Linked DNA regions of Mus musculus: all the other regions are linked to region 1. Evidence: chromatin loops called from intact Hi-C (ENCODE). Cell type or tissue: heart. All regions are shown on one strand. Region 1 holds the start of Snhg8 (small nucleolar RNA host gene 8). Region 2 holds the start of Mettl14 (methyltransferase like 14). Region 3 holds the start of Synpo2 (synaptopodin 2). Region 4 overlaps Synpo2 (synaptopodin 2). Region 5 holds the start of Usp53 (ubiquitin specific peptidase 53). Region 6 holds the start of 1810037I17Rik (RIKEN cDNA 1810037I17 gene).

Region 1 (5,000 bases):
AAAAGTGAGATCAGATCAAAAGGGCAAGCGGAAGGGCGCAAGCGGAACCATCAACCCCGATGGGGGCAGAGGAGCCGCCAACAGCTCTCGGGGACAAAGGGCCGGCGCCATAGGAAGTGATGCCGGGGGAGGCGGCAACGAAGGGACCTTAGACTTTGGGTCCCAGAGAAGAACGCAGCCAAGAAGAGAAAACGCGCGCACCGCCAGAGCTTCAGCCACGAGACTTCTGACACCGCGAGAACTGTGGTTTCAGCTCGGCTTTTCCCCGCCCACCTCCACAGCCCGCCCATTCCTGTGACGCACGCATCGAATCCGGGCCGCCTGTACACCAATCAAAGTGACGAGGCGCGGGAGAGCTCGGAATGGGCGGGAAAGCCCCGCCCCTCGCGCGCAGGCTCTTGGGAGAGCGTCACCCGGGCTATAAAAGCGTGCGCGCACCGTTCAGAAGTCTCTTTGGCTGCGATCCGCCTACGAGTATGTAGTTGTATGGTGGGGATGATATCTTGGGCCTTATTTGTGAGTGGCCGAGATGCGGGAGACACAAGGTGGCTATGGTGCTGGCCGAAAGCCATCAACTCTGCAAGAGCGCCGTGAAGGTTAGCGCGACGACCACCATGTAAAGCCGATACGGTGTTGGGCGGCGTGACGCAAGTTCGCCACCGCTGGGTCGGATGGTGAGTGACACCTCTGGGGTTACACTAGATTTTTGGGCTGTGAAACTCCATGTATCTTTGGGACCTGCCGCCTGTGGCAGTCTCCCTTCCTAGCCATGGAAGAGCATGTTCTTGTTATTGGCAAAGCTGTCACCATTTCATTGGTACCAGATTCTGACTTGAGCAAGTGACATTCTAAGATTGTAAGAGTCTACACGACGCTAGAAAAATGGACTTCAGTTTTCTAAACTAGTATTGAAATATTTCTAGGAAACGCCGGGACCCGTTGCTGTTGAACAGTGGAGGAAGTGTTAAGGTAAGATTCATTTTTGTGGTGTTTTCGCGGTTCTGGGTAGTGAGTGGGCCTTTACTGTTAGGGTGAAGTTTGCTCTTGTGCTGACATTAACATAAGTAAACAGCCCGTAGTATAGTCACGGATATTCTGTAATGGGCCTTTTTTTTTTTCTTGCAGGTACTGTAGTGGTTGAGATCGTCTCTGGTCAACTTACAGGGAATCTTCGCTTTTAATTTTTGAAAATTGAATATTTTATATTAAATAAAAGATGTTTGGTGTGTAATAAGACTGTGTCCTGTTTCTGGAGGTTGTGTGAATTAAGAGTTAACGATACAGGAGACATTTGCGCAGGAAATAACTGGGTTAACTAGGCTTCCAAAGAAGATAGGTTTGATTGTTACAAAGGTGCAAGATAAATGTTGGCTTGGAACATGAGTGATTAATAAGCCACAGACGGTTGCCCTTAATGAAAAGTATCTTTTGCTTGCTGCTCTCCAAGCCTTCTAGTGTGTGCCATTCAACTTCAAATCTCCAGAAGCCAAGTATGTAACACCAGCTAGGGGGTGTGTTGTGACAGGTGCTGAGGGGATACTTGTGACCTTAGAGGCTTTTGTGTCTGGGATTTGAGGTACTGAGACTCACACTCAAGAGTATGATAGGCCTTATTTAGGGAAGCTTAGGAACCAGGGGGTGATTCCTCTGCACAGAGATTATTGGGATCCAAATTCCCACCAGATGTCTCTGGGCCTTCATTCCTATTTAAAAAGGGCTGCTGTAAGGTCATGGTTCCACAAGTGGTCAGTAATTTGTATGGCCTCTTAACTGCTTGCCATTTCATGTGTTAGGCTTTCTGGTACATAAGGAGAGCCTCTTTAAAACATTTGTCAGGTTAGTCTCAGGAGATCTGAACTTACTTGAAGGTACCAGTAGATGGCGTACTTTTTCATGGTTCAAAAGGCAGAATTCAAGTTTGACATCTGCCTACTGTTCTAGAGAAATGATTTTGATAGTGAAGATTTGAACTTAAGAAAATGATGTGCTGGTCTTAGTGTAGGTAAGATCAAAAAGGTTAAATGTGGGCACCTAATCAAGGTTCCTAGCCCAAATTTTGTAGATTTAAAAATTAAAACTAAGATTTGCTAGAATTTCACCTTACATAAAAATTGTAATAGGCAAGGATAAGACCTGTACCCCTGAACTACTGGGTTCTCTCAAATTCAAAGGAATCGCAGGCTTGTCATTTCTGGCATGGTGCCAAGTATGAAGACTGAATGGTTACTGTTTTACTATTTTCTTGAGCTTTCCATAAGTTACAGACTGGTGACACTTTTTATCCAAGGTACAAAGGCGGGGACTCTGGTATAAACTCCAGGAGTGTCTTTGACTCCACATCCATACCCCCAGGAAGTCACCCCATACACAACCCAGGACTCATCAGGCTTTTCACACATGAGTGGTCCTCCACTGTCTCCCTGGCAGCTGTCCACACGGTTGTCTTCTTGGAGGTTCCCAGCACAGAGCATTCTCCCAGTAAATAGTCCCTTGTACCTCTCTTTACAAAACCTCTTGGGTAACAGAGGCACAGCAGCTTGTTGTAGAGTTCTTGAGTAGGCACGACCTGCTCAGACCAAAAGAAGGCTGGCGTTAGTCAATGGGATTTCAGCTAATGATCACATTTAGCAGTTTAGTAGTCTTATAATGCCTTCAAAGGCATTTCAAAATGGCTGTTAACTTAGAAGTAGCTATGGTGCTAGCTGTGTAGCAGAAGGCTCTAGTATTGGATGTTTCAGAATTAAACTGCGTACAGTTTCACATACAAACATGACGTGTCATTTATCTAGTCAGGTCATTTGTGGAAAAACATAAGTGTACACCTAGCAATTGAATTCCATCAGCTAGTGCTAAAATTTGGAATTAGAACCAACAGTGTAGGAAACCAACAGTCCAGGGTGTGAATCTAGGTAGGCTGTGTGTATACATTTCACACTTGGCAGACTTCAAGCATCTAAGCTTAAGCCCACCTAAGGCCGTGATTCTCAATCCTAATGTTGCGATCCTTTAATACAGTTCCTCCCATGGTGGTGACCCCCAACCATAAAATTATTTTTATTGTTACCTCATAACGAATTTTGCTACTGTTATAACTGTGTTTCCCAATGGTCTTAGGTGACCCACCAATGGAGAACCACTGATCTAAGGTCATACCATTGCACATCCTAACATGAACAGACCAAATGCTGTCAAGTTTTCTTCGATTGTTTCTTTGTTTTTATAATTACCTGTGTCTCCCCATCCTGTTATGTGACAGTTGGAGGCTGTTTTCTGTGGCCTCTCTCTCCATAGAGGTAAACAGGCTGGCAAAACGTGGGTGCTTAGTCTGGCACATTGCTCCCCTGGTCCTTGCAATCTAACCAGGGCAATGTCATAGTCGCTTCTGTCTGGCCTGTAGTTCCTGTGAATCACAATCTGTTGAACCCCTATTTCTTGTTCAAACTCCTCTGGTACCAGAGTATGATAATCCCCAACTCGAACTGCATAGCTCCTCGAGTTGTTTCCGTACCTGAAGGGAGAGAGCCAAATGTGAGGCTTTTTTTTCAGGTATTGAAAAATCAATGATCAACAGCTAGGAATGTTAAACTATAACAAGTCAATCTTGTTTCAAATCCTGTCCTTTAGCAAACTTAGCCATCTTACCATTTCTCTTCCTTCAAGCTCACTGTCCCCTCCTGGAAGCCCATTGTTCGCACGTCTTCTGATTTCACTATATGTCTAGATAACTATTTTCTGAGGCAGTAAATGTGGAGAGTGAGTGGAAATTACCGACAAAGCGTCAGCATGGCAATGCTTACCAAACAGGAACACGGTATAGCACGCCACCACTGTTCTGATTTGCCGTGTTCATTTTGCTGCATGGAGTCATAAACATGGCTAACCCTCCTCTGTCCCTGAGCTAGTGCAGCCCATCTTATCCCTAGAAAGAAGCATCAATTATTACCCACTGAGAGTCAAATGCAAGCAAGCTATGTCAGCATATGCTCACCATATGTTCTTTACTTAGATGTCACCTCCGTGAAGCCCCCCTCATGTTTATATTGCAACCACCTAGTCTTAGCATGCCTAATCTATTATAATTCACCTTTTTTTTTGCATTCTTTATCGGTCTTAAACATTATTTAGTTTACTATTTAATTGCCTTGTGCAATTAACAAATATTTCTAAGGTGGCCTAGGTCCCCAAGTGAGACTTCTGGACCCAGAATACACTAGCCAACCTCTACCTGGTTACCTCTTCCGCAGAAGGTTACAGCTGTTTGGCCACTGGCCCTGACCTCCACTTACAGCAAGAACCGGGCTGTACATGCCCCCAGGTATGCAATAATATAAAATCAAGCATTTTGTGGTAGTTTTAAGTTGGTTTAAATTTGTACTAATTCTTTGGTGGGAATATACATTTGCCACGTACTAAAGATGAAAGCAAGTTTGCATACTGATGGAATGGATGTGATCTTATTTTTACATAAAGAATAAAGTCTTAGGTGATCTCAGAACATCTTCAACACCTTTCAGAGTTGATCCGAGTTTTATTTTATTTTGTACTGTTATTTTAAGACAGGCTCTCATTCTGTAGGCAGTTCAGTGTGTGTAGGCTCAGACTTGCACCAGCACTTCTGCCTCCACCTACACAGAGCTGATATTCCAGGCATGCATGCACCACGCACACAATCGCTGTCGTTCAAAACAGTCTTTTTTGCCTGCCAAACGCTAACCCTGCCTTTTATCAACCATCCACATATCTCGTGCTGGCATCCAACTTCTGGGGAGCAATTTTTAATGTTAATTTATTTTAATGTTAAAAACCCTTCCTCCCCTTTTCTGAGAAGAGGAGGAAGGGTAGATGGAGTGAAGAGAAGGTGGGAGGAACGACTGGGAGGAGAAGAGGGAGGGGAAGCTGCCATCCACATGTAAAGTAAATAAATGATTAACTTTTTAAAACCTCCCTTATTCATTTTTTTCCATAATAAACATGAAAGTCCCACTGTTCCCAAAACATCC
Region 2 (5,000 bases), 120 kb after region 1:
GTTCTAAGTATACAATATCTAAGGTATACAATATCTAAGGTATGCAATAGGCAGCTGGATATACAGGTTTGGAGATACCATTCCTCAGGGGCTTGGAGGCAACAGTGCAAATTGTGTGAATCATCAGTCTTTTAAACAAACTGCCTACAAATGGAATTGCTTCCCTAAAGAGTCTGAGTTACATATGGGCTTTGTTTTCATCTCCCTCTTATCCCACTCGCACACACTTGTGATCCTTACCCTGAGATGAACGGATGTACAAACAGGCATGTCAGAATCTACAGGTGTACTGATGCAGTCTAATTTTTTAAAACTTCAGTGGTGGGGAGATTTTAAAAGTCATATCCCTTTGTAAAAAATCCAACAATTCTCTGATGGATCTCATTGACTTCATAAATACTGTGAGATAGTGTGGATCCACTGGTTTTCAGCCCCACTTCATGCAGGAGATCCCAGTTCACATAGTTATTTTAAATGGAGAACATGTATTGGAATAACAGCCTAGAGCTGATGGGACAGAAGGAAGGAGCCGGCATGTTCATATATTTTTTGATCTTTGAGCCTTCATAGACTCCAGAGCTCAGCACAGTACTTGCTATAAGAAATGCTCAGTGAATAAACATCTAGTCCCGGCAGTCATAATTATCAAATAATATAGCTAAGTCTGAAAGAGATATACCTTAACACTATATAGTCAAAATAATTTACAGAAGACTTTTTGAAAATTAACGTTTTTGTCATATAATTCTACTATTATGCAAGGAATTTTTGCTTGATTGTTGTTTTTGAGATGGGGTTTCTCTGTGTAGGTCTGGCTGCCCTGAAATTTGCTCTGTAGACCAGGCTGGCCTCGAACTCAGAGAACTGCCGGCCTCTGTCTCTCGGGTGCTGGAATTAAAGGCATTCGCTACCGCTGCCCGCTCTGTTTGTGTGTTGTTATGAATGACAGGGTTTCACTACGTAACTACCGCTGTTTGCTTGCATTTATTTATTTATTTATTTATTTATTTATTTATTTATATGAATGAATGAATGAATGACAGGGTTTCATTACATAGCCTAGCGCTGCCCGCTCTGTTTGTGTGTTTATGAATGACAGGGTTTCACTACGTAACTACCGCTATGTTTGCTTGCATTTATTTATTTATTTATTTATTTATTTATTTATTTATTTACTACGTAACTACCGCTATGTTTGCTTGCATTTATTTATTTATTTATTTATTTACTACGTAACTACCGCTATGTTTGCTTGCATTTATTTATTTATTTATTTATTTATTTATTTATTTATTTATATAAATGAATGAATGACAGGGTTTCAGCGCTGCCCGCTCTGTTTGTGTGTTTATGAATGACAGGGTTTCACTACGTAACTACCGCTATGTTTGCTTGCATTTATTTATTTATTTGTTTGTTTATTTATTTATATAAATGAGTGAATGACAGGGTTTCATTACATAGCCTAGGCTCCAAACTCCTGGGTCCTCCTGCCTCAGCCCCCCAAGACCCTCTTTCTCTGTTCTTATTTATTTATTTATTTATTTATATAAATAAATGAGTGAATGACAGGGTTTCATTACATAGCCTAGGCTCCAAACTCCTGGGTCCTCCTGCCTCAGCCCCCCAAGACCCTCTTTCTCTGTTCTTTTACAAAAGCTCGCTAACTTGCCAAGGTTACTGAGCGGCGATCCAGTCCTTCACAAGCCGGTCAGTATTGCAGTGAAAGAAACCCACAAGCATCCCTCAAATATTAAAAAGCCAGGACTGGCAGGCGGACAATTGGTTAACGGGAAAAAGAAAAACTTCTTTTATGAGCAGGAAAAACAAAAAACAAAAAAACCGAGCCTAACCCTTCAGGAAAGACTTTAAGCACTAAGAAGATAGCCAAAAGCGGCTCCTCGCCCTCAACCACCACTACATCCCCATTGGGTCTCGTCGTGTGACATCATATCTTCGGCGTCCTGGAGGCGGGACTTCCTGTTCAGGCATAGCCTGTTTCAGGCGCGCCGGAAACTTCCTCCTGAGGGACGTGAAAGTCTCCGGGTCAGAATCTCTGCGGGGCGGGACCCGGTGTTTCCTGGTTTGGCAGGTGGATTTGCATTTTGGCGGGCGCGGAGTCTGTCGGGGTGGTGAGCAGCCGAAGCTGGGGCATGGATAGCCGCCTGCAGGAGATCCGGGAGCGGCAGAAGTTACGGCGGCAGCTCCTAGCTCAGCAGGTGTGCGGCGGGTGGGAGGGAGCATTAGTGCGCGTGCGCGGCCGCCTCTTTTAAAAAAAATTTTTTTTTTTTTTTTTTTTTTTTTTTTTTGGTGAACTCTCACATCAGCATCTGTCAAGGTCTTTGTCCCGGGACTTTTATTCCCTAGTCTACTCGAGTGCCTGTCAGAGTCATTACGTAGAAAACCAACCGCTGCCAGGCTTGGGCTTTCTGTCCCCACCGTGGCGGGCACGGACTTGAGTGGTGGGGGTAGACTTGGGAATTGTCGATGAGTGCAGTGCTAGTAGTTGCTACAAGAGCAAGTGGCAGTTTTAGCCCTTACATTTCACCGTCACTGTTGAAGCAGTGTTTCATGTCTTGCCTTTCTCCCGCGTCAGCTTCAGATTCTTTATTTTTTTTAAGATTAGTTTTTATTTTAAATTATGTGGGGTTTGTCTCTCTGTGTGTATATATATATGTGCACGTGAGCACAGCGCCAGAGGTGTTGGATCTTTCTGGAGCTGGAACTACAGGTAGTTGTGAGCCTCCTGGTGTGGGTGCTTGGGACTTGAACTCAGGTCCTTTGGAAGAGCAGTGCATGTTCTTAATCTTTTCTTGATATTGGTTTTGAAGGAAGTTTGATTATTTTCTTGAGATCCTGTCGAAAGACTCATTGGAAGCCACCTAAGTTAGAGCAAATTTTAGATTCTGCACTTAGAACACAGTCTACCTTCAACCAAACGTTTGAATCCTTACTTGGTAATTTATTAGAGACAGGAGGTGTTACGTTCACTAGTACATTAGGACTAGGTTTCCAAATTTTAACGTTTTTCCCTAGCCAGCCCTCACCAGAGAATTCTCTAAGATTCCTCTCTCTAGAGATTACTTTTCAAACCTTTCGCTTTCATTGAAGCTAGTGAATGAAGATGTGAGTGCTTGCCGTTTAGTAGACCATTCATGCAGGGAATACATACTACAAGTTGTTTTACTTAAAAATCTCAGGCTGTTTTCATTACACCATACAAATCAATATAAGTAATGGAGGGAAATGCTCAAAGCTTGAGTGAGTAAATTTTAGATTTCCAATGAGTCTTTCTCGCCAGGATCTCAAGAAAATAATACAAACTTCCTTCGACACCAGTCTCGAGAATGTGAAGGTGGGCTAGAGAGAGAGGTGGCTCAGTGGTTAAGGTAGAGCGCTGTCATTTCTCATTGCTAAATCTTGGGTTCCTCAAAGAACTTTCTGAAGGAATGACTCGTATTCTGAGATGAGAATTACAAATAGAGAATCAGACAATGCTCTAACTATCGGAAGTGAGTGTTCTGTCCTCTGACCAAGAAGTCGAGAAGATTTTTCTGGAGGAGGTGAACCTGATGAGCATTTCATTATTGGAAGAGAGTTTTCACTGAAGAAATGAGGGCGGCCATGTGAAGTGGTGCAGAGTATTTTGTTGTTTATGCCGCTAACTGGCAGCACTGATATTTTGAATACCTGCTTGCTCTGGGGCTAAAGCGACCACTAACTGCAGATTTTCTTATGCCGTGTTTGTACCTAATACTGCAGCGTTCCTCCTGTGTCCTCAGTCTGACTTGGAAGGTTTTCTGTGAATCGGCTCTATTCAGCTCAGCCTTTGTCTACATTTATTGCATTCGACAGAATTCCTCCAGCGGCCACTTACAGTTGACATTACTGGGTTTAAGCTGTTAGTAGATTTTATTAAAAGCTTAGCTTTAATGAAGCTGAGTGCATCTCTGTGAGAGCAGGAGATACATGTAGTACATAAAGTGGTTCACATGAAGGGCTTTGCTTTCTGTGTTACTGCTTCTGATGCCAACTTGTATTTCATTCACCATTGGCGACAGGGAATCATCCTAATTTCAAATTTAACCAAATGCGTAAAATACTTTCCGTCTGACAAAGTCATTCTTAATTAAAATGATTTTCTTACCATTCACTTAGAGTTGATCTTGCAAGCCTATTGATAGTGTGCTAAGGGTGGTGTTGCTTTTATAAAATACTTGATTTGTTGAAATTAGCAACACATTTTGGGCGTGTGAACAATGCGTTGTGACCTAACTTTGGGTTCTTGCTTCCTAGTTGGGAGCTGAGAGTGCGGATAGCATTGGTGCTGTGTTAAATAGCAAAGATGAACAGAGGGAGATTGCTGAAACCAGAGAAACCTGCAGGTATGCGGAGTAACCTTGCTAGTGTGTGTTCATGGTGGGAAAGGATCATTTGTTTCAGTTTCTGTTGTGACTTATGGGGGAGCTTCGGGGGAATGAGACAGTCATGCTATGTAGCCCATGTTGGCCTCAAACTTGGAGCACCTCTGCCTGAACCTCTTGAGAACTGAAATCTCCCATAAAGGGTTGATTTTTAATAAGCAATTGTAGATTGAGTGTGTTCTTAAGAAAACTGAAAATGGAAATTTCGGAAACAGTTTTAATGTCAGGTTGAAATTATGAAATATTTTCTGAAAACACTGGGCTCCTATTTATAAAGTGGGTGGAAGTGAAGTGTTACACTAAGAATTAGCTTACATATCATAAATAATGTCGAATCATAATTTTAAGAAAATATACTTCAAAAGTAGTATTTATCTGATAATTCAAAAAACATTTCATAATTTTAATTTTCTAGATTACCAGTTGTATCAGTTTAGCTAGTATAAAATATATGTAAACTAGTATAAATGATACATAGTTTCAGAGTTTCTTTCATAATACAGTCTTCATACTTGCTTATTTCCTCACTTGTCTGCTTGCTTATAAATAAAGCTACAGATTATTGCCTCTGACTCT
Region 3 (5,000 bases), 270 kb after region 1:
TAAACCTTGCGATAGAAAGTTATTAGGAGATAGTTTACTGTGGAAGGCCCTCCTTCTCCTCCTCTAAACATATGTTAGTTCAGAAAAGCACAATTTCAGAAAACATTTTCAAAAATGCTCTTGTTTTATTCCCCCCACCCCTTAAAGGGTTGCTTTCTTCGGGCAGCAGGTAGAACAGCAACGAAACTTGTTTTATCTTTTCTTTCTCATTCATCAATGTGGCAAACATAGAAGTGTTTCTTTGAGAAAGTCTAACTCTCTAGTAATGAGAGAGCTTACGTTTTAGCTGCTTACTTGTGGAGGTTAAAACTCCCACAGCCCGGCTACTATTTATAGAATAATTAAATCTCGGTTCTATTCAGGTGCTGGCACGGAATCTGCTAAAGCAAGAGCAATGTTGTCCTCCCCGCTCTCCATTGGCCCCATTCTGTCCCAAACAGGGATTTTTCTTTTAGTGCGAGGCTCTGTCCTTTTAGCTGAAAAGTGGGCCGAGCAAAGAGCGTGACGCAAGAGAGGGCGGTACAGGTGCTGGGAGGGCGGTGGGGAGGCTCGGCCTCCGCGCACTTTCCCCGCAGCCGGCAGCGGGGCAGCCTTGCGTCCTGCACCCTCTGCACCACCAGCCCAGCTTAAGACGCGTCCTCTCCTGCACCGCGGCTTCCCCTGGCTTTCTCAAGCTCTTGATGCTGCCCAACTGAAAGGAGAAGATGGGCACCGGAGATTTCATCTGCATTTCCATGACTGGAGGGGCGCCCTGGGGGTTCAGACTGCAAGGAGGCAAGGAGGAGCAGCAGCCTTTGCAAGTTGCAAAGGTAGGAGGACCGAGAGAGGCTGTTGGATGCGGGGAAGGTGGGGAGGGGGATGAAAACAACCTGTTGATGGTCTTTCAGGTCATTTGCTTGTCTTCTGCGCTGTTGGTAAACTTATCGAGAATGTGGCTTTAAAAAAAAATTTTTGTGGGAAAATGTATACCATATGTCATATAATTAGCTATCAATCAACGGAGGGAATGCTAATCCTATCATGTGAAATACAGGCTGGTTAATTATCATCTGACAGCCAGCAACCTTAAGCTGCTTCCATAGCATTCTCTCCTTCATGTGTTGCTGGACTCTCCACAGAGGAGACAGGCCTCAGCTCCCCGTAACCACTGGGCATGGACATTTGGTGGGCTCTAACAAATAATTGGTAGTGACATTTATTGTGCAACAGGCGTAAAAGGACCAGTTTGGGGCAATAATCTTTAAGGTATAAAGAACTGTCATGAGATCTGTTTAAGAGACTAGCCTTTTAAGGATTTAAAGAACTGTATATTCCATTGACTATACTCATGTGGCTAAGAGCTCAAGATAGTCATAGATACTTTATTATTTTTTAAAAAATTTATTTTATTAAAATATAATTACATTATTTCCCTCCACTCTTTTTCCTTCCTCCAACTCTGCCTATGTACCCTCCTTCCCCAATTTCTGGATTCTTCTTTAATGTTTAAATATGTAAGTATGTATTTATGTATGTATGTATGGGTACATATATATGTATATATATATGCATAAACTATATAAGTACAGCCTGCTGAGTCTCGTCAGTGTATTCACAGATTCTTTACAATGCATTAATTACAGCTTTCTGGTGCACCTAATAGCTATTTAATACGTTGTTTATCTTTGTCACATTAGATTGATTTTCAGTTTAGCATAATACCCATAATCTCATTTAGATTCGAACTGGCATTCAGCTAAAATGAAGTTAGAAAGCAAGAAAGTAAAAAACTTTTCATCAAATGTTAACATGGAACTGTAGAATTCTGTGCCAGTATTGGAAGGCATCAAAGGTTACTTTCTTGTTGCATAGCTATAGCTAAAATGAATCTAGGCCTCTATGAAGCCCATGGGTCACCGCCTTTGTAGCTATATTCTTTTTTCCCTTTCATAAATGTTCCCTGTGAAGACCGACGTTTCTTTGAAAATTTCTGCTCTCGAGCATCTATTGGAACATTCTTTCTTTGGTAGTTGAATCCTGCCACCTAGTGAGAGGTGCAGAAATGGAAGTTGTGAGCACAGAACTGGAAGATGAAAGCCACTTAGATCTAGAAAGTTCCTCAGACGTCCCAGGTCTTTTAGTTCTTTTGGGACATGGTGTCCTCACCTCGAGCTCCTGTTTGGGAGGGCAGAGAGATGAAAGGATTGGAAGGGAGCTCTGCTGGAATCCTTTAGGAGCCAGGAACCAACAGCAGATAAAACGTGAATGCCAGATTCAGCACATTGCACGGCCTAGGAGACGAAGGCAGATTTGCTCAGTCGTAGCTGGTTGGTTGGCTCCCTGTCAGCCGAGATTTGGGTTCTACTTGCAGTTCGGCCTGAGGCTCGTCAATCACCAGCCCTGACTCAGTTGCCATGGAAGAGGAGATGTTGCCTGGGATAGGGAAAGAGAAACTCCAGGAAGAAACCGTTGCTCACTCACTCACTAGTCCTAACAGCATGTGCTTCAGGGTCCCCCGCCCGCTGACTGCAGTGTGGGGACAGGGGTGGCTGAGAGCTGTGGTTCTGCACAGGATTTGCCATGGCCAAGCCGGGAAGGCACAGTGGATGGTGGGTTTCTTCTGAGTTCTCTGATGCACTGGCTAGTTTAACTCTGTGAAGCCAGTTGCTGAGGGAAGGGTCCTGTGGGCCATCTTCCATCAATCTCTCAATCACCAGGCTGTGTGAGGGTCAAGAAAGAACACTGAGCGGACATTCCTCAGAAATCATCTTTCCTAAAATATCCAGGCAGTATGTTGATGGCTTTAGAGGATTGTTACGAAAGCAACTAGGTCTTCACTCTAATGATCTAATTTGTCAGAGGCTGGGGATGTAGGTCAATGGCAGAACCTGTAGGAGGTTCTGAGTTCATTCCCCAACACTCCTCCACACCACATTGTATAATTTCCTAGTTTATTTAGGGTCAATTTTAAAATGCTATCGTGAAACCTTTGAATGTTTGCTTAATTTGTGGTTTTGTGGGTACTCCACACCCTACCATCTGCTTTTTCCTCGTATGTTAATGGGTTGTAAAATGAGTTAAATGAGGTATAAACCTCAGATAACCATGACTGTGTCTTTCCCCAGACCGTGTTCATCATTGGTTCAAACTTATTATATTTGATTTTTTTTATATTTATCATACTTGTTTTAGAAAGCTAGAAAGCTTAAGTCACTAACTCAACTCAGTGGGCAAACCTTCAGGAAAGGCTCTTCACAAGGTGAAGTGAATGTCCGTTGCCTGTAGCCTGTCTTTCTCATGATGGCTGAGTGACCTCCAAGTAGGAGAGAGTAAGTAAAGGAGCTGAAAGCTAAGTGGAAGAAGATAGCTCGCAAGCTAAATAAAGAATATGCACACAAAACCCATGGGAAGAAGAGGCAGGGGTATCAAGGCAGTCATCCACATCTGCATAGTGAGTTCTAGGCCAGCTTAGGCTACATGACATCCTCTCTGAACAAAATCCATACAAGTAATTAATTTTAGAGTTAAAAAGTAGGAGCGTTTGTATAAGATGGAAAATTTAATTACAGCGAGTACTTGTATCATGCCCTTTAGCTTGTAATAAAATATTTAAACATCTAGGTTATTTTATAATCCTATGTAGAAATCCTAACTGGCTGAAATAGTAGTATAAAATTCAGCATCATTAAGATTAGGAATTTAATTACTTTTTAATTCCCAGGAAATATCTTTCTAGTAAAAAAATTAGTTACTTATGAGAGATGCACAAGTATTTTTTAACATTTGCCTGGTATACTGAACAGTATACGAACCCTAAAAAAGAGAAGAATTTTAGTGAACGTTTTCATTGACATTTAAACTGAAAAACTTAAAGTCCAAGTAACTGGTATTTTTCTCTACATCTGTAATGCAAAGCAAGCCTTTGTAACACACACTCAAAGGATACTCTTCAGGAAAGCAGATTCTTAACTCATCCCTGGAGCACGTTTATCTAGACAGAAGACCCCGTTGTATGTGTGTTTGCAAATTTCCTCATGAAAAACGATGTCGGTGTCTTCACATTATCAAACTCTCTTTGGGGACATGTGCTTACATGGCCAGGTCCCTGGCAGTCTCTTGGCAAACCCCTTGGAGAAATCTCTCTATAAAGACTTGGAGAAAGTTTTCTTTTACAAGCTAACCTTACAATTAAAAACTGACTTACATTTTAAAGGTAATGAGCAAATAGATGGGTCAGACTAAATATAAATTAAGGTGATCCACCACAGAAGTTTGTTTTAAAAAAAATAATCTTGGGCTGGTGAGATGGCTCAGCGGGTAAGAGCACTGACTGCTCTTCCAAAGGCCCTGAGTTCAAATCCCAGCAACCACATGGTGGCTCACAACCATCTGCAATGATATCCGATGCTCCGATGCCCTCTTCTGGTGTGTCTGAAGACAGCTACAGTGTACCTACATATAACAATAAATAAATCTTTAAAAAAAAAATAATAATCTTATGGCCTGTTTCTTGTCCTGAGTTAGTGACTTTGAGGTTGACCCTGGCATCCAGATTGCTTAACATTCCAAGGGGAATTTTGATATGTAAGTGAAACACAAACCCTGCTGAAGAGAGCTGAGATCACCCATGCCCGCTAAGACCTGACGAGAGCCTGGTGTGTCCTGTGAGCTCTTCCACATTCATCCTGTCTCAGAGTAATAAGGGGAGGACCAGGGAAAGGCTAAGAGCTGTGTTTGAGTCCCTGGCCTTGTGAGCAGGTCATGATTACAAATAGAGGATTTCTCCTTCCAATGTCAAGATAAGTGATCCACTGGAACAAGAAGCCCCACAGTGACCAAGCTAAATGCTGGGACTCCCTGAAAGATGGGACAGTGCACATTTGTTCCCATTTGATTTTGTCAGTTGGTGTGATAGAATGAGAATGGCTCCCATCGGCTCATGTGTTTAAGTACCTATTCACCAGGGAACAGGACTGTTGAGAAGGATTAGAAGGATTAGGGGGGCGTGGCCTTATTGGAGG
Region 4 (5,000 bases), 340 kb after region 1:
TAGATCGATGCGGTTCTTGGCATTCTTGAAGCCAGTGGCAGAGTAGGTCCTTTCATACAAAGCTCGGAGTTATTTACAGAGAGAATGGTAGTATTTAAGGAATTGGTCTTTAAAAGAGGAGCATCTGGCCCCTTCTTAGCCAGTTACTGCGGCATAGTAATCACGCATCCTCACTTAGCATTGAGTGGTTTGCAGAGCTTAACCTGGTGACTTAATACACTCACATCACAAGTGGATATTGTGAAATATTGATATTTCATTTCAGAAAACAACAATGTAGGTGGTCCAGCTTCACTGTAGAGCCCTCTGATATCCCAGCTGATGTGGCTGGCTAATTCATTCCTCCTGTCCTCTGTATTGATCTCTGCTGTTTGCCCTGTGCTCTGGGAAGGACAGCCCTGAGGAATGATGTTCACTGCGCTTCCCTAAACCCTTGCAGCTGACTGAGTCTGCAGTCCCTGAGCCAGGCTTTTCCAGACCAGTGCCTCCCCTTCACTGTGTGAGGGCCTGGAGTCTGACCATGCTGGCTTTACACGTCCCACTCAATACCTTATGCTCAGGACCCAGTCCTTGTTCGGATTCCCTCACAAGCCCTTGGGTTGAGGTTTGGTGGCTTCTCTGGCCGACCAGACCATCTGAGGCTATTTGTAGAGCACCGTTGACTTCTGAGGAAAAGGGCTATAAAATACCATCTGATCTCAGCTGTCCAGGGAGGGTCTATGTTTTCCCTCATGGCTCTGGCACTTCTCTGGATAATTTCCTCAGCTATTAACCATGTCCTTAAGGCATCATAAAACATGTAGCATTTTATTTAAAGTTTATAATAGCAGAGCCTGTACAGCTGTTACCCCCTTTGAATTTAAACAACCCTTAAACTGCAATGCTAAAAACTACAGTCAACTTAAACCCTCAGTGTGTCTGTGTACCCGTAGCATCTTAGAAAGTGGAAATGCATTGTATGAAAAAGATAAGTGGCAAACCGATATCCCTCCCCTTCTAGTGGGAAAAAGGTAACAGTCAATGAATTAACTTGTAAATAAGATAGCACCATGTTCCCGGTGTTGGCTTTGGATCTTTGAGCATTCCCTTGTTTGGACTTGGAGGAATTCTCTGAGATTTCAGTCTGGGCTTGGAGGAAAAAAATCTCTCTGGGGTTTCAGCCTGGCTAAAAGAAGCTAGAACAAAGCAGGCCAGCTACAGAAAATGAAGCCAAGAGGTCCCATTGGGGGCCTAATGTGTGTTCTTTAAAGAAGAAAGAATTTGCTCCTGGGGTCAGGAGATTGTCAGGAAGCCCTTGAAGTTGCTAATGCTGATCAGACCTGCTGGGGGCCAGACAGATGAGCCAGTCCAGAGGCAAGGGCTCTGGCATTGCCGATCTCCCAGTCTCCTTTTCTCCCAGAGGTCACTGTCAAACCAGAAGCTCCTGACAGGGTTTGCAGTATACAGGGTTATATCAACACCTCTAACTCAGTGGGGAAAGGGAGGGGTGCATTCGCCAGGCTTTGCAAAGGTCTGAGTGTATTTTCAGTCCTTTTTAGTAAAATCCCTTCCTGGGGTATTCTAGGAAAGAAGGGAGCTAACTTTGTGAGGGTTTGCAAGCCTCATGGGGAGCAGGGTCCCCTACCTACTTTGGGGGACAGAGTGGAAGAGAAAATGGGATGACAGACCCACCCTTGTGGTGGTGTTTTGTTTCGGTGGTGTTAATGTTCTTCTTTGGTTTGCTTTTTGAGACAAGGTCTTACTATGAATTCATGCTGGCATCGAACACATCGTGGTGCCCAGGCTGGCATCAAACTCTGATCCTCCCTCCTCAGGCGCCCAAGTGCTGGGATTATAGACACATACTACCACACTTGGGTCTTGGGGTCGCACTTTTGAAGTACCTGGCTTATACTGACCTGATATGAATAGGGTTTTTTTGTTTTGTTTTGTTTTAATTTTGAAATGTAAGCTAGCAAAATGGTGCAGTCATTTAGTGCAAGGATTGCAACCGGAGTTCAAGCTCTGTAGTCCACGTAAAGGTGGGAGAAGAAAACCAACTCCTGAAAGCTGTCCTCTGATCGCTACAGGCACATCGAGGGACAGCTATGCGCATGCGCAACCGCTACAGCATACTTGCAGACCTCCCCTTTCTAAGTGGGATATGAACTTTCGCAGAGGCAAGGCCAGGCAAGGTCAGACAATTCTGATCACTCCTGGATCTTCCAGGAGAGGGAAGAATTCCTCAACCATTCAACTGTGACAAAACATTAGATTTATGAATCAAACCGCTAGCAATTTGAATTATGTTATGGCAAAGTACACATATACATATACACATACCTAAGTCTCTGTAGGACAAGAAGAGTGAGGCTGTCAGTGTTTAAAGATATCTTGGCCTCTGCAGGTTCCTGATCCCAGTGACCTATCCAGGTCAGTTAAAGGGGGAGTAGGGTGGGCATAGACTTGTTGGCCTAAGATAGCCTCCCGAAACTCTTAAAATCTTTACTAACTAAATGTAACATGTGTTCCTGGTAGATTAGGAACATTTTAGACCAAGTTCCCAGTGCAGCATTTTTCTCTTAAGTATTTTTTATTATTACATATTACATTGAACTATATCTACACGTCTCTTAACATGCTACATAGATAATTCACTGTACTTTGAAAACTCTGTAAGGCTCCCCCAATACATTTGAGACTAAAAAGGAGGCGTGTTTCTGATCTTTTACATGTATAGTGTTGATTTTAAAATAGAAAACAGTTTGTAAGAAAAGAAATTTCTTTCCAGGTTATAATGAACGCCTAACATTGTCAATTAACAGTGCTTGTACTGCCTCCTGGTGGCCAGAAGGGAACACTGCATTTTAAAAGCTGAGACAGCACAAACTAGGGAGAGCCGCCTATTTATGGATATTACTGGTATTAATAGAGTATCACAAAGATTATTCTGTCCGGTGTGAGGAATCCCCACAGTAAAGTATCCAGGATCTTAAGATAAATAAGCACAATGGACTTGTGGATTTAGATTTTCTGCAATCTGAGAGTTTAAGTGATGGGTGTTCTTTCTACAAGGTCATTGGTATGCTAGCATGGCTCCTGACTTAAAAGCTGATTATAAGGACTTGGAAAAAAAGCCATCCATTTTTAAAACCTGAAAAAAGGTTGAAATGTCAACAAAAATTACCTTACATGAAAAAAATTACCTTACCTGCTTCTTTAGAAGTTAGATCAGTATGTGTGTGTGTGTGTGTGTGTGTGTGTGTGTGTGAGAGAGAGAGAGAGAGAGAGAGAGAGAGAGAGAGAGAGAGAGAGATGGGAAGTGTAAATATCTGATATGTGACCCAAGAGGTTTAGAACCACCACTGCCCTAGGCGTTTTTGTTTAATAATGATAGTAAATATTAATAGCCTTCGGAGCAGTTCACGTGTAGTTTGCACACATCCATCTAGCAAAGGCTTCGCTTGAAATGCATCTTGCTCCAGGATTGTTGATGGCTTTCTTCTTCTTACCAGTTACCTAGTGCGTGCTTTTCAGTGCATAGAAACATTGGGAGTAAACCACGTCTCCTTCACGGTGACCTTGAAATTTCGTGCCAGCATTGTGTTCCTGTGATGCTAAGGATCAGACTCGAGGCCTTGTATATGTGACATAAATGCTCTGCCACTGAGCTATACCCCAATACAGGAAAAGAAGCTCCCAGAGTGTTCCCCTACAGAACAGTCAGGAGCCCAAAAGCTTGACTGCTTCTGACCAGGGTCTGTGATACATTTACTAGTGACCAATAGCCTCACAGTCCTCAATACTTACTTGAACATGAGAATAAATTGTATTCCTTTTCATCTGGGCCCTCTGTGCCACGACGGGCTGCCGGGCTATTCCGATGCCCTGTCTTAACTTCTGTGAAGAGAAGAGCTCAGCAGACGCCTTCGCCTGCTCTTCCACTAATTGCATGGCCTCCTTTCTCAACAAGGAGAAAGAGGAAACCCGAGAGGAAGCTGATTACAGGCATCAGAAGTCCTTGACTGAGGCCAGTTACAAGAAGTCCCACAGAGCTTCATCAGAGGGCAAGTCCCTGGTGACCCTCCTCCGAGAGCAACCATGTGGATTCCTGGCCGGAGCTTCCAAGAGTTGTGACCACTTGGGAGAATTTATTGTGTTCTCTGAGTTCATAATTACAGAGCACCATGTCATGAATTCTTGTGAGGTCCCCTGAGGATTCCTTAATGGCATAATGAAGTCAAGCCAGTTATATCCCACGTCCTAGACCTTGCAGTCACATAACAGGAGGGATTGCTCCAAACTGCAAAACCAGCTGCTGTCATTGCTGTCGGCCATTTTGCCCCTATACTTCTTGGAGCCGTGTTCAGAGCTTCTTGGTCCTGGTGTAAGTAAAGTGCCTTGACTTGGCACAATAGAGTTCTCTGGTTTAGGACCTAACAAATTGGAAACCCAGTTTGCATCCAAACAAACTGTGAGTTGCTCTTACGTGTGACCACTTGAGGGCAGCACCGTCTTAGGAGCTCACAATCCAGCCAAAGTAGGAGCTACCCAGGGAGGTTTATATACTGCTGGAATTCTGGGACTAAACTGTAAGCGATTAGAAGACACTTCTGACATATCAGCTCTAATTCAGATGCGGAGATTTTTATTTATTTAACTGTAGTCTATAGATTTTTATATAAGATAAAATTGAGGCAGGCATGAGAGGTAAGCCAATTGTATGCCAAGAGATTTATTTATTCTGTGAATTAAAGTGTTAGTTTTAAAAACAGGTCCAGTATACAAGAAATAAAAGCACTAAATTAAAATATACCCCACAATTAAGCCTGAGACACCAGGAGTGTGTTCCCAAGTCCTTACACACATCTTGGGACACTGGATTCTTCACAGATGATAGATTCCCACTATGGCCTCATCAGGTAGGAAAGAAGGCCCGCTTGCTTTTTTCTCCTCATATTTTGAGGTAACTTTAGTATAAGCCTGAAGCAAGTAGGAAGGCAGGAGGAAGAGAGAGATGA
Region 5 (5,000 bases), 520 kb after region 1:
TCACAACCAAAATTTTCAATTAACCACTGCCACGTGTCCCACAGGAGAGAAATATACAGAAAATAAAGTCAAATGTCCTAGTTGAGATGTACACAGGAATAAAGAATGTAAAATCCAGGCTGGTAGGAGATACCAAGATATTGTTAGATAAGTAAAGAGATCATTCTTTACTTGTAGATCATTTTTTGTTTGTAGGCATTGGCAAGAATTTTGGATTTTAGTTCATATAAATGATAAACCATTGAACAATTTTAAGTTGGGAACTAACATGAATATACTCTGAAGGATTTAATATCCTGAGAATAAATGAGACCTTATAATTTACAGTAAGGCATATTATCGTTTAAACTTGGTTGAGGAAGGGCAGCAAGAGAGTTCCATAGGTAAAGGCACTTGCTGCCAAGCCCGACGGCCCAAGTTCCATCCCTGGGACACACATGGAAGGAGAAAACCGACTTCTAGACTTCTACAAGTTCCCCTCTCACCTCCACGCGCGTGGTATACAGCACGTGTGCACACTACACAGATAAACAAATGGAAGTAATCGTTTAAATCCCTGTAAAGTGAGAGGAAACACTGACGAACTAGGAGGAACGTCATGGAAAGGATTATGTCACAGAAACCGAGATATACATGGAGGAACTGGTTTTGACTAGAGTGTTCTAAGGCTCATCCCTGAGTCATGGTCTGAAAAATCTCTTCTTACTTAGCTTTAGTTTCCTCTCTAACTCTTGGTCACACTCCAAACTAATCATGCCATTCAAGAACCTACAAGGGCCCCCATTACACCAAGCCCACGCTAGCCTTATTTTACTTTGAACAGGCACATGTCTTCCTTCACACATCCCCAGTAGCTCTAATTTTTGCCTAAACAGTTTTATCAATTCTAACAAACAAAATCAACTACAACTTTTCATCCCATTCACTAAACATGTATTTGTTAAACACTGGTGCCAGATACTTAATGGTTGGGAGCCTTTTGCTGCTTCTCTGAAGCAGAGAAAAATCTGCCTTTTAGGCAGGGTCAAGGCAGGTCAGGTCTGTTGGCAGATTTCCTGGCCTGCTGAGGCATGGAAAGATAAGAGGAGATACACTTGAAGTTCAAGGCGAGAGGCTGAAGATTCTATTGACCTAGGTGGGAGGAATAGGGAGGGTTTTGGATGGGAACAGCAAATTGTTTGTTAGCTTGTGGCTTTGCTTCCCAAGGTACTGGTATAAAAAGGCTATGAGACATACACTCCCTGCTGGTGTGATAATAACCAGCAGCCCTCCCATATCTGTCTCTTGCATCTTTTCCCGATCTTTCCTATAATCCGCCTCACTCCCCAAAGGACTGTTTTGATTTCATAGCAGCCAGACTCAACTATGCCCTAGAACTTCAGTGAAAAAAAAAAAGATAGTTCTTGCTCTCTAGGGCTTAGTTAATATGCAATTGCTTGTCAGACCTCCTCATGAATGTTTTTATAGGTAAAAGACTTCGCCTAACATCTAATTTTGCCTCAATCTCTTAGCTGCTTTTTCTCCTTGTTGCATTTCACAGTACCCCACCCCATCAGCCATGACTTACCACACCTAGCTATAATGACTTCCAGGAACTACTGGATCCCCGCTCCTCTGGACAGAAAGTTGCTACTCCTACCAGTCCTCAGAGGCAGGAATTTAGCCACAGGGTAGTACATTCCTCAGTCTGAGTTATCAGAAAGAGGTATGCTGGTACTAGGAAGTGCTGGGCTTCACCTAGATGATCTAGTGTATTCTCTGACACACCAAAGCTACTCCCTTGTAGGAACCCTTAACCAATGTGGTGAAGATGGTTCCTTCATAATTTAGGTCTGCTCACCCAGGGACTGTTTGAATCTAACCCCCAACATTCACCTCACATCGAGGAACAGTAATTCTGAGTTAATACAACCACACTGTGACCTTCCTAACTACCATTTTTTTTTTTTCCTGGGGGAACAAGGCGTTCAGATCTTGTTACGTCAAGAGTAGGACATTAACATAACTAAACCTGGACTGCTTGTTCCTTGGTCTATTTTTAAGACATATTTAAGGCACTCATGTAAAATACATCCGAGAATACACAATATAGCTGAAGGGGAAAGAGGTGACAGAAGATATATTAAACAACACCTCAAAACAGAGTGCACCCGAGAGGAAACAGTATGGTGCCAATTCTTTACATTTCTAAGAGCTGGTTTCTCCGGCTCCTTCCCGTCGAGGTTTTAATGTTAATGTTGAGGACGGCGTCTATGGCTTCATGTTACTTCTTTTATGTGGTACATAATAAATTCTCACTGATCCCGGGTCAAACACAATAACCTCACTGCATGTCACCCACCAACCTGCAGGGTCTCCCTCATGCGATTTCTTCAGGTAAACTGGAGTCCCCTTTGAGTTTATCTAAGTCAACTTTTATGACTCACGCCAGCTTTGGAAATGTCTTCCAAACCTACATCTACCTTTTTGAGTCATCTTAATCATCAGCCAGGTTTTTTTTTCCCCCCTTTGTTTTGTTTTTCCTTTTAATTATCATCCCAAATAAAAGTTTCCCAGACAAAGGCTAGTCTGGTTCGCAGCAGCAGCAGCTTGCAACTCAAAACCTGCTCCACATCGCGGAGAGGATGCTGCCAAAATTTCTGACAAATACTAACTGGGTCAGCGCGGTTATGAAGACGTTCGTTTTATTAGTGGTCACGAAAGCCCCACTTAGGGAAAATACATTCGCGCCAAAGGACACCATTCAACTGCAAACAGACCGTACCGACTCCCTAAGGGGACCGCCGGGGTGCCGACCCAGCAATGGCTGAAACCCACAGAACCCCGGCTCAGATCCCCGCGCATCCGCACTCAGGCTGCAAAGCCGCCAACCAAGGCGGACGACGGCGGGACGCCCGCGTCTGCCGTGGAAATCCGCCGCAGTCCCCAGCCCACCACGCAGCCGCTCGCCGATCCGCCACGTCCCGTCTCACAGCCCGCCCCGCGCGCCACCCCCGCGTCGGGGCAGAAGCCCGAGCCCTGCTCTCGCGGGATCTCGCGCCTCACACAAGCCCTCGGAAAGGGAGCATCACCCGCGGGAAAGCCGGGAACTCACGTGCGGGGGCGGGGCGGGGCGGGGCGAGACGAGGAGGCGGGCCCGGCGCAAGGGGGCGGGGCGTCCTGACGCGGGGGAAGGCGGGGTCCAGAGACCTGTTGATCGCAGGTGTCACTGCCCAGACCGGCCCCTGGGTCTTGGGCGTGCGCGCATGCTCTGCGCGGGTCTGGCGGCTGAAAGCGGCGGTGTGGCCGTCTGTCCCTGTGCGTGTCGCTTTGCCTGTCACGACGTTGTGGGTGTCGGCGCGAGGCGGAGCCGGGCCAGTGGGACTGGAAGGGCTACGGCGCCGGGAGGTAGAGCTTGGGGTGAGTCGCGGGAGCCCCCGCTGGGCAGAGGGCGGAGGACTCTCGGTCCCCACGGCCTGGCCCCGCTCGGGCGCGCTAACCCGGGTGGCCGCAGGCTGAGGGCGGGATTGGGCCGGGTCGGGATGCGCTGGCCAGGCTCCTGCGGTTCCCGGTGCAGCCCCACAGCTGCCGGAGCACTGAGCCTTCACCAGGGCTCCAGCGTGATTGGCGTTCCTCCTTGGCGGAGCAGACTGGATTGGATGTGATAGAATCTTGGCTTGGTTGGTTTCTCAGTAGCTGGACAGACGGACGGAGTTAATGTTTAGCTTCTAAACGGCGGTTTACGGTACAATTACCAAACTACTCGCCGGCGGCGCGGGGGAACAGGAAGTGCCTGCGCAGGTGTAACCGGGAGGATGTGAAGCCCTGCAATCTGAGCCTGTTTTGAGGTTTTGTTATTCTCCTGGGGTTTGTTTTCTCCGTGCAGATCCCGATAAATGCTTGCAAAAACGTACTGCACGTCCTTATCTGCTTGCGGTCTTCCATAGCTGGAAACATATTCTTTCCTCCAAATATATTTTCAAGGCTACTTTTGAGGTACATGGGCAGTAAACCTAAGTTCTCTGTGGTGAGCCCTGGAGCTTGTTTAAGACCAGGCACGCTGATTTTCACCTTTAAAAGGTGGAGCCAGTGCTGACACGAAGTTATGATAGAATGGATTGGTGACATTGATAACTTGTCAGTTTTATTTTCTGTTGTTTTCAATTCTGTGTCGATGATGGTCGAGGCAGAGATCCCTCATCCTATTCTGTTAAAGAAAAAAGGAAAAAAAAAATAGTGAAGAAAGGGTCTTCAAAAGTAATGTGTGATTTATCTGCTATTGTCAGAAGAATTCCTAATAGATTTTCTGCGGGCAAGAGTTGTATGGAAAATAAGGTTTTTGACTTATCTTTTAGAGACTTTTAAAGTGAGCTCCTTTGGACAACTTGCTATAAACTTACAGAAGTGATTTGTTTAGTTTGTAAATCGAATCAATGTATTAAGTATTTTTCCCAAAGGATAAAAAACAAGAGACCCTCCAAACAAGCCTTTTCCTTAGGATTTTTTTTTTTATTTATAAAGTTGTCTATCGAACTCATGATACGTGGCACTAACAGTTTATTACTTTAAAGGCGTCACTTTTTTTTTTTAAATAAAAGTGCCATTTTAGTGGTAGGACACATTTTCTACTTATTCTTGCCCTTTAGTAAGAAAGCACCCCCCCCCACACACACACACAATGCCCTTACAGTTTCACTATGTGCTCTGATTCAAAATATTTCTTATATTGTTTAATTTCAGAAGTTTATTTTCACTATGTAGTGTCGAAAAATGCAGTTTTGGTGTACAGTGGCTTAGAAGTTTGTTTTAACAGAATAAAGTTTAAAAATGACAAGAAATCTGATCTATTTTAAGGGGTGATGTGCACTTTTAGATGCTAACTTCATTAGACACCAGCTCCATTATGTTGGAAGTCTGTAGTTGTAGAAGGAATGAATCAAGGACTTTGCTTGACTCTACAACTTTCTGAAAACTCGTCTTCTCTCCGTACAGTGGTCGTTGAAGTTAGCTGGCAAAGGTGA
Region 6 (5,000 bases), 580 kb after region 1:
TTATAAGGGAGAAGAACACCCCCTCTGAGTATTTTAGACAGTTCTCATATACTGAATAGCACTAAAACCAACAGTAAAGAATTTCTAATCACCCAGGTCTTAAGATGACAAGGAACAGCTTCCAAAATGTTTCTAGTAGCTGCTTTGGGACTGTGGCCTTTCTGAGTAAGTGCTACCTATTCAACTCTAGATAATTATTTTATAATAGCATAGTTTTAAAACAATATTTGAGAAAGTAAGCTTCACAAAGATAACTTTTTTTTTTTACATACATTTATTTCCCATAAGTACTTAAGTTACAGACATTATTAAAAATATATATTATCTATCATTTAGCTACAATCATTACTTCAACCATGAAAAACAGGTTTTAAACATATGATAGTACTTTAGTGAGGTCAAGGGCTGAAGAAAAGGTTAGATAGAGGTGCCGAAGTCAGCTGCTGGAGTCCTCTTCATTCAAGAGTCTATAGTCGTTTTCAAGATTCACTCCAGAAGCCCCATTCTTGACTCAGCAAACCGGTCTGTAAAAACCAAATACTTGTTTCCTTCATCTGCTTATTTTGACATTTAGTGGGACGCTGAACATAGATACTGCTAGCCTATCCCTACATAATTTACACTATTGATAAGGAAAACTAAAGGCCTACATTATTAAGTCATGAATTTTCTACCCAGAGGTGAAAATGAGATCATTAAAAATAACTAAATAATAAATCACTGTTCTTGAAATGTCTATACCAAAATGACTTAACGAGTTTTTATCAAAAAACTGTTTATCTTTTCAAACCCCCCCCCCATTCTCTGCCTTCTAATTTGCCACAAAACCGAAAAAATGAGAGCCAAAGAAACCCAAGATACTCCATTCTTTGACAGATGTAGGACTGGGGATACTCTGGAAGATAATACGCGTTTATCTGCATAAGTTATGGACAAGTTAAGTTTACAAGGCTTGCTTTGGGCTAAGCATTTTAAGCAGGCGCACAACACTCAAATCACTTTAGATATAATCACATTTAACCTGTCATGCTCTATTTTTTATTACTTACGATATTTATTTACTTTTATTTTTATTAGTTTTTAGTAATTATTTTTTATTATTTACGATAGATCTAATTATGGGTATAGGTTTCTAACACTTAACAGTTCGTTTGTGGTGATGAAACAGACAAATATGGGAAGTCAAGTTTTCTCCACACTCCTCTTGCCACTGGGGTGTCAAGGAAATCCATTTTCGCTCTTCCAACTCCGCCATCTCTAGCTGCCGTCCCTCCCTCCCTCTCCGAGAAGACTGAAGCAGCCGCCAGCTTCCTAAGCTCTTCAACTCTGCAACTCAGGATACTCACCAGGGCAAGAGGTACACGAAGACGAACAAGGCCAGGTCGAAAAGGATGAAGAGCCAGAGATCCAGCCAGTAGGAGTGTTTCGGAAGCCCGTTCATCCCGGACTGAGGTGCCTCATCTTGGTTCCTCCTTCCAGCTTCGAACGAGCCCCTCCGTTCCCGGACACCGTCGGTACCAGACGCCGCCTGGCTCACCTCCATCTCCGCGTCGTTTCACTTCCGCGCAACTGAGACCAAACCTGAAGACCGCTTCGCGCCCAGTCTAGCAACCAATTCCGGGTAACCCCGCCAATCGACTAGGCGCCCCGCCCCCGCCGCCGCGCCCCGCCCCGCCCCCGCGTCCCCGCCTTCCGGACTGCGCAGGCGTCCTCCCTTTCTAGGAATTCGCCTTCTTCGGCATTCCCGGGAACGCGCAGACTCCGCTGGGCCGGCTGCTCTTGGCGCAGGCGCTCTGTTCCACCACCCCTCCTCGCCCCCCGAACTTGGCGAAGGTGTCTGCCCCGCCTCCCCGACCGCACGCATGCGCTCTGTGCCCCGCCCCGTTGCTTCCTGGTGGGGTGTCCCCTTGCGGTGTTCAGAGGTGGTTTCTAAGGTGCAGGTGAGCTCTCTCACGTAGCTCAAACGCTGCCTTGCAGGGTGCATTACTGGTTCTCCCGGTTTCTGGGATGAAAACTGTCTCAACTCCTTTTCTCTGAGATGATGCCAGAACTTCAGGAACCGCCTCAAAGGATTCCAGCCTTGCCCACCCACAAAAGTAGTCTTTTTATAAACATGAGCGTGTGGGGGGATGTTTTTCTTTCTTCCTCCCTTCTTCCTTCCTTCCTTCCTTCCTTCCTTCCTTCCTTCCTTTCCTTCCTTCCTTCCTTCCTTCCTTCCTTCCCTTCCTTCCTTCCTTCCTCCCTCCCTCCCTCCCTCCCTCCCTCCCTCTCTCTCTTTCTTTCTTTCTTCCTTCCTTTTAAAAAACTAGATCGTGAGATTCTCTGATAATAACTTTGGAGACGACAACATTGTGTGACAATGTAAAAAGGTTGGCAGACCCCGTAGAATCATCTCTCCAATACACGTAAACTTTTTGGTTTCTTACATGTTTGGGAAGTGTGTACAGTTTGAGAACTTTGGATGATTTTGTACAGACTTGAGCGATTTGCTCATAATTTTTGAAACAGTTTTGATGAGGTGGACGTTGTAAGGGTCCATGATTCGCTGAAGAATGATACTCCAGACTCAAGTAGTTTGTAAACACACAGAGTGTTTTATTTTGTCGAAGTCCAGCATGCTGGAGTCTCCCATTACCAAGTATGCTCGCTGCACATTGGGGGAATTCTCGGATAGATGGGCTTTGTCTTACTCTTATCTCGGGCATTCCAGAAGCATAACCTTGGTGTGGTGGCTAGAAACTTGCCTGAGGAATCCTGGGGTAGGTGGCCTTATCTACTCTCTCTTAAGGACATTCTGAAACTATTGCCTGGGTGTGAGGGCTGAAAACCCATTGTCCTTGCTTCAGGCCAGGTTGGGTTTTTTTTTTTTGGGGGGGGGGGGGTCGTTTCTGATGGTAGGGCACTTTCTGACTAGCTGCCTGAAGCCTAGGATTTTAGGCCTAATCCCAGGAACTGCCAATTAGAAGTCTGTCATGGAATTAGCCTGTCTCAATTACAGTCACGAATTTTCAGAAGGCTCAGATAAGGTAAAGCGTGGAATTTACATAGGTATTTCATGGGAGTATTTTAATAAGCCACTCAACTCTATGTCAGAATATCCTGTAACCATTAGATAAAAACCTGTTGGAGTCTACTAACTTAGCAGCCCACTAACTTATACCAACCAAGTAGCCCTGATAGCATCGTGGGCTTACAGAAGAGCTTTCTCCTTTCCTAAATCAGCCTTTCTAAAGTACCCACCAGTGTATTTTGGGCTTGCCTTGTTTTATTACTTTCTTGGTTCTGTGAAGCAATTTTAAAAACTTCACGAAACTGTTTCCATGTGGGAATATGGAATTGGGTAACAGATATAGATCTGTGTCCCCATGGCCATTCAGGGTGGCTCCTGAATAAACTGTCTCTTTCTTTTAAGATGAGAGCTGTAGTTTTTGCATGGACAATACGAAAGTTGGTTATGGATTTAGAAAATTAGGGAACAAAAATAACAAATTATCTAAGGTTACTAAAATAACCAAAAAGTGAACTTTAATTTCAATATCTTAATGCTATTGTTGTGTCAGCTAGCTAACTGGGCTTCAGTTCACTAGTAGGTCATACAGACAAAGATAGCATGCAGCTGTAAAGAAGAACACTGTATCCTTTGCCTTGCAGGTTGCAAGAATGAGAGCCATTTCCTGGGGATTAATCAGATTGTGTGTTAAGGTTCAAAGCTCTCCACACAAACCACTTAGACTCCAGTCTCAGTTAAGCAAGAATAGTTTATTGAACACACACCCCGAAGACTGATTGATCAGGGTTGAAGCCTCCGCTCGGGAGCTAAGACTGGACCTTGAACATACAAGGGCCAGCTTATAATGGAAAAAGAAAAACAGTAAACACATACACAGCATGGCAGGGAGGTTGGCTCTGACTCGGGCTCTTTTGGCTGTCTAGACAGAACCGTTCTGACTGACCTTTGTTCTGGTTCGTCCTAAGCTTTGTTCTGATTGGAGCTTATGATTGTAGAATTTCTTAAGATTTCAAAAAAAAATCTTAAGAAAATACAGAACGTTGCATGGTATGTGGGCAGCATGACCCTGCTCTGAGCTATGCTATTTTTCTGCATCAATAACTGGCAGGCATGGGACAAAAAGGCTAGGGCTATGCTGGGGGAGCAGGCTTCAGCAGCTTGCTGTAGACAGATTTCTCTCCCTTTGTGGGTTAGAAGTTCCCTGCATCGAATTAACATTGAGTGTTTACAATACTTAAGAAAAATAAATGGAACTGTTGATTCTTTCAGAGGTAGATCATATGTCCACTGGCAAGGTAAGACCACTTTCTAATTATTGAAATAGGACTGAGAAAACTTGAATTTATTAAAATGGAAGTAGCCTGACATCAGGGGAAAAAAAAGACTCTGAAATGTTTCCAAGTACCCCTGGTCCTGAGTTGCGTTTCCTGCCTGTGGAGGTGTTGGTTTCCTTGATCTATCCAGGGAGGATAGGGCATGCCTGGGCGCTAAGTGAGTGGTACCCGTGTGGAAGCATTGTTTCTGTGGGGATAGTAATTACTGCAGATAGACAGGGGCATTTATGTTGAATTCAGTTGACGGATCCTGCACTTCAGACTTAACTGGCCTGCTTCTTGAGTACTCCTCATAATAGCAATGAATGTAGAGTGTGTTGCTAAAGGAATGCTGTGCCACTTGGTTAAAAGCTTAGTAAGACGAGGACTGGCTTAGCTGGTAAAGACATTTGCTGCCAAGTTTGAGGCCCTGCATTCAACCCCCATGACTCCCAAGGTGGAAGGAGAGAACTGATTCCCACATGTCCTCCCTTGCACGAGCATGCATGGGCATGTGTGCATGCCTGCATGTGTGTGTACACACACAATAATAATTAATAATAACTCAAGAATAGTCCTGTTCTGAAATCAAGGTATATTGTCGCGTATGACTTTTGCATTTCCCCAGCCCCCTCAGACCTTAGGACCTCTCCATTTCTGTGTGTTGGATTGTTTCA

What was found. Hi-C counts contacts between places; a loop is a spot of excess contacts. Peaks named below come from ENCODE experiments on the same cell type or tissue, not always from the same donor. Only the 100,000 strongest peaks of a DNase experiment are listed, where the experiment ranks them.
Region 2: it touches region 1 in a loop (6-fold over the local background); 23 of 42 quality-filtered maps call a loop at or near these places.
Region 3: it touches region 1 in a loop (3-fold over the local background); 2 of 42 quality-filtered maps call a loop at or near these places.
Region 4: a loop joins it to region 1, with 5 times the contacts of the local background. A loop is called at or near these places in 9 of 42 quality-filtered maps.
Region 5: it touches region 1 in a loop (4-fold over the local background); 7 of 42 quality-filtered maps call a loop at or near these places.
Region 6: it touches region 1 in a loop (5-fold over the local background); 3 of 42 quality-filtered maps call a loop at or near these places.

The regions. Positions count from the first base shown.
Region 1 is chr3:123,503,786-123,508,785 of GRCm38, reverse strand. It overlaps Prss12 (protease, serine 12 neurotrypsin (motopsin)), which reads right to left. Exons shown (of 11, transcript NM_008939.2): 10 at 3,228-3,508; 11 at 2,184-2,566. The coding sequence ends at 2,259. Snhg8 (small nucleolar RNA host gene 8) reads left to right here and starts at 450. Exons shown (of 1, transcript NR_028574.1): 1 at 450-1,234. Snora24 (small nucleolar RNA, H/ACA box 24) reads left to right here and starts at 720; the gene lies at 720-849. In heart, CTCF peaks have their summits at 665 and 1,875 (motif pointing right); a DNase peak (open chromatin) is centred at 275; H3K4me3 peaks cover 2,268 bases; H3K27ac peaks cover 1,863 bases.
Region 2 is chr3:123,382,981-123,387,980 of GRCm38, reverse strand. It overlaps Mettl14 (methyltransferase like 14), which reads left to right and starts at 1,991. Exons shown (of 11, transcript NM_201638.2): 1 at 1,991-2,219; 2 at 4,297-4,385. The coding sequence starts at 2,154. In heart, no CTCF peak of the experiment used is centred here; a DNase peak (open chromatin) is centred at 1,990; H3K4me3 peaks cover 1,956 bases; H3K27ac peaks cover 1,303 bases.
Region 3 is chr3:123,231,712-123,236,711 of GRCm38, reverse strand. Synpo2 (synaptopodin 2) reads left to right here and starts at 563. Exons shown (of 5, transcript NM_080451.2): 1 at 563-809. The coding sequence starts at 705. In heart, a CTCF peak has its summit at 2,025; DNase peaks (open chromatin) are centred at 521 and 2,391; H3K4me3 peaks cover 2,673 bases; H3K27ac peaks cover 2,120 bases.
Region 4 is chr3:123,158,821-123,163,820 of GRCm38, reverse strand. The region is part of intron 1 of Synpo2 (synaptopodin 2); the gene reads left to right. Among named protein-coding and RNA genes, the nearest start is that of Synpo2, 75 kb to the left of the region's middle. In heart, CTCF peaks have their summits at 2,821 (motif pointing left) and 4,460 (motif pointing right); DNase peaks (open chromatin) are centred at 4,240 and 4,430; H3K27ac peaks cover 3,936 bases.
Region 5 is chr3:122,982,681-122,987,680 of GRCm38, reverse strand. It overlaps Usp53 (ubiquitin specific peptidase 53), which reads left to right and starts at 3,234. Exons shown (of 16, transcript NM_133857.3): 1 at 3,234-3,399. In heart, no CTCF peak of the experiment used is centred here; DNase peaks (open chromatin) are centred at 3,010 and 3,280; H3K4me3 peaks cover 2,879 bases; H3K27ac peaks cover 3,472 bases.
Region 6 is chr3:122,921,003-122,926,002 of GRCm38, reverse strand. It overlaps 1810037I17Rik (RIKEN cDNA 1810037I17 gene), which reads right to left and starts at 1,606. Exons shown (of 2, transcript NM_024461.2): 1 at 1,347-1,606; 2 at 1-524. The coding sequence starts at 1,543. The coding sequence ends at 524. 4933405D12Rik (RIKEN cDNA 4933405D12 gene) reads left to right here and starts at 1,887. Exons shown (of 6, transcript NR_046036.1): 1 at 1,887-1,940. In heart, CTCF peaks have their summits at 1,192 and 1,935; a DNase peak (open chromatin) is centred at 1,782; H3K4me3 peaks cover 2,679 bases; H3K27ac peaks cover 2,449 bases.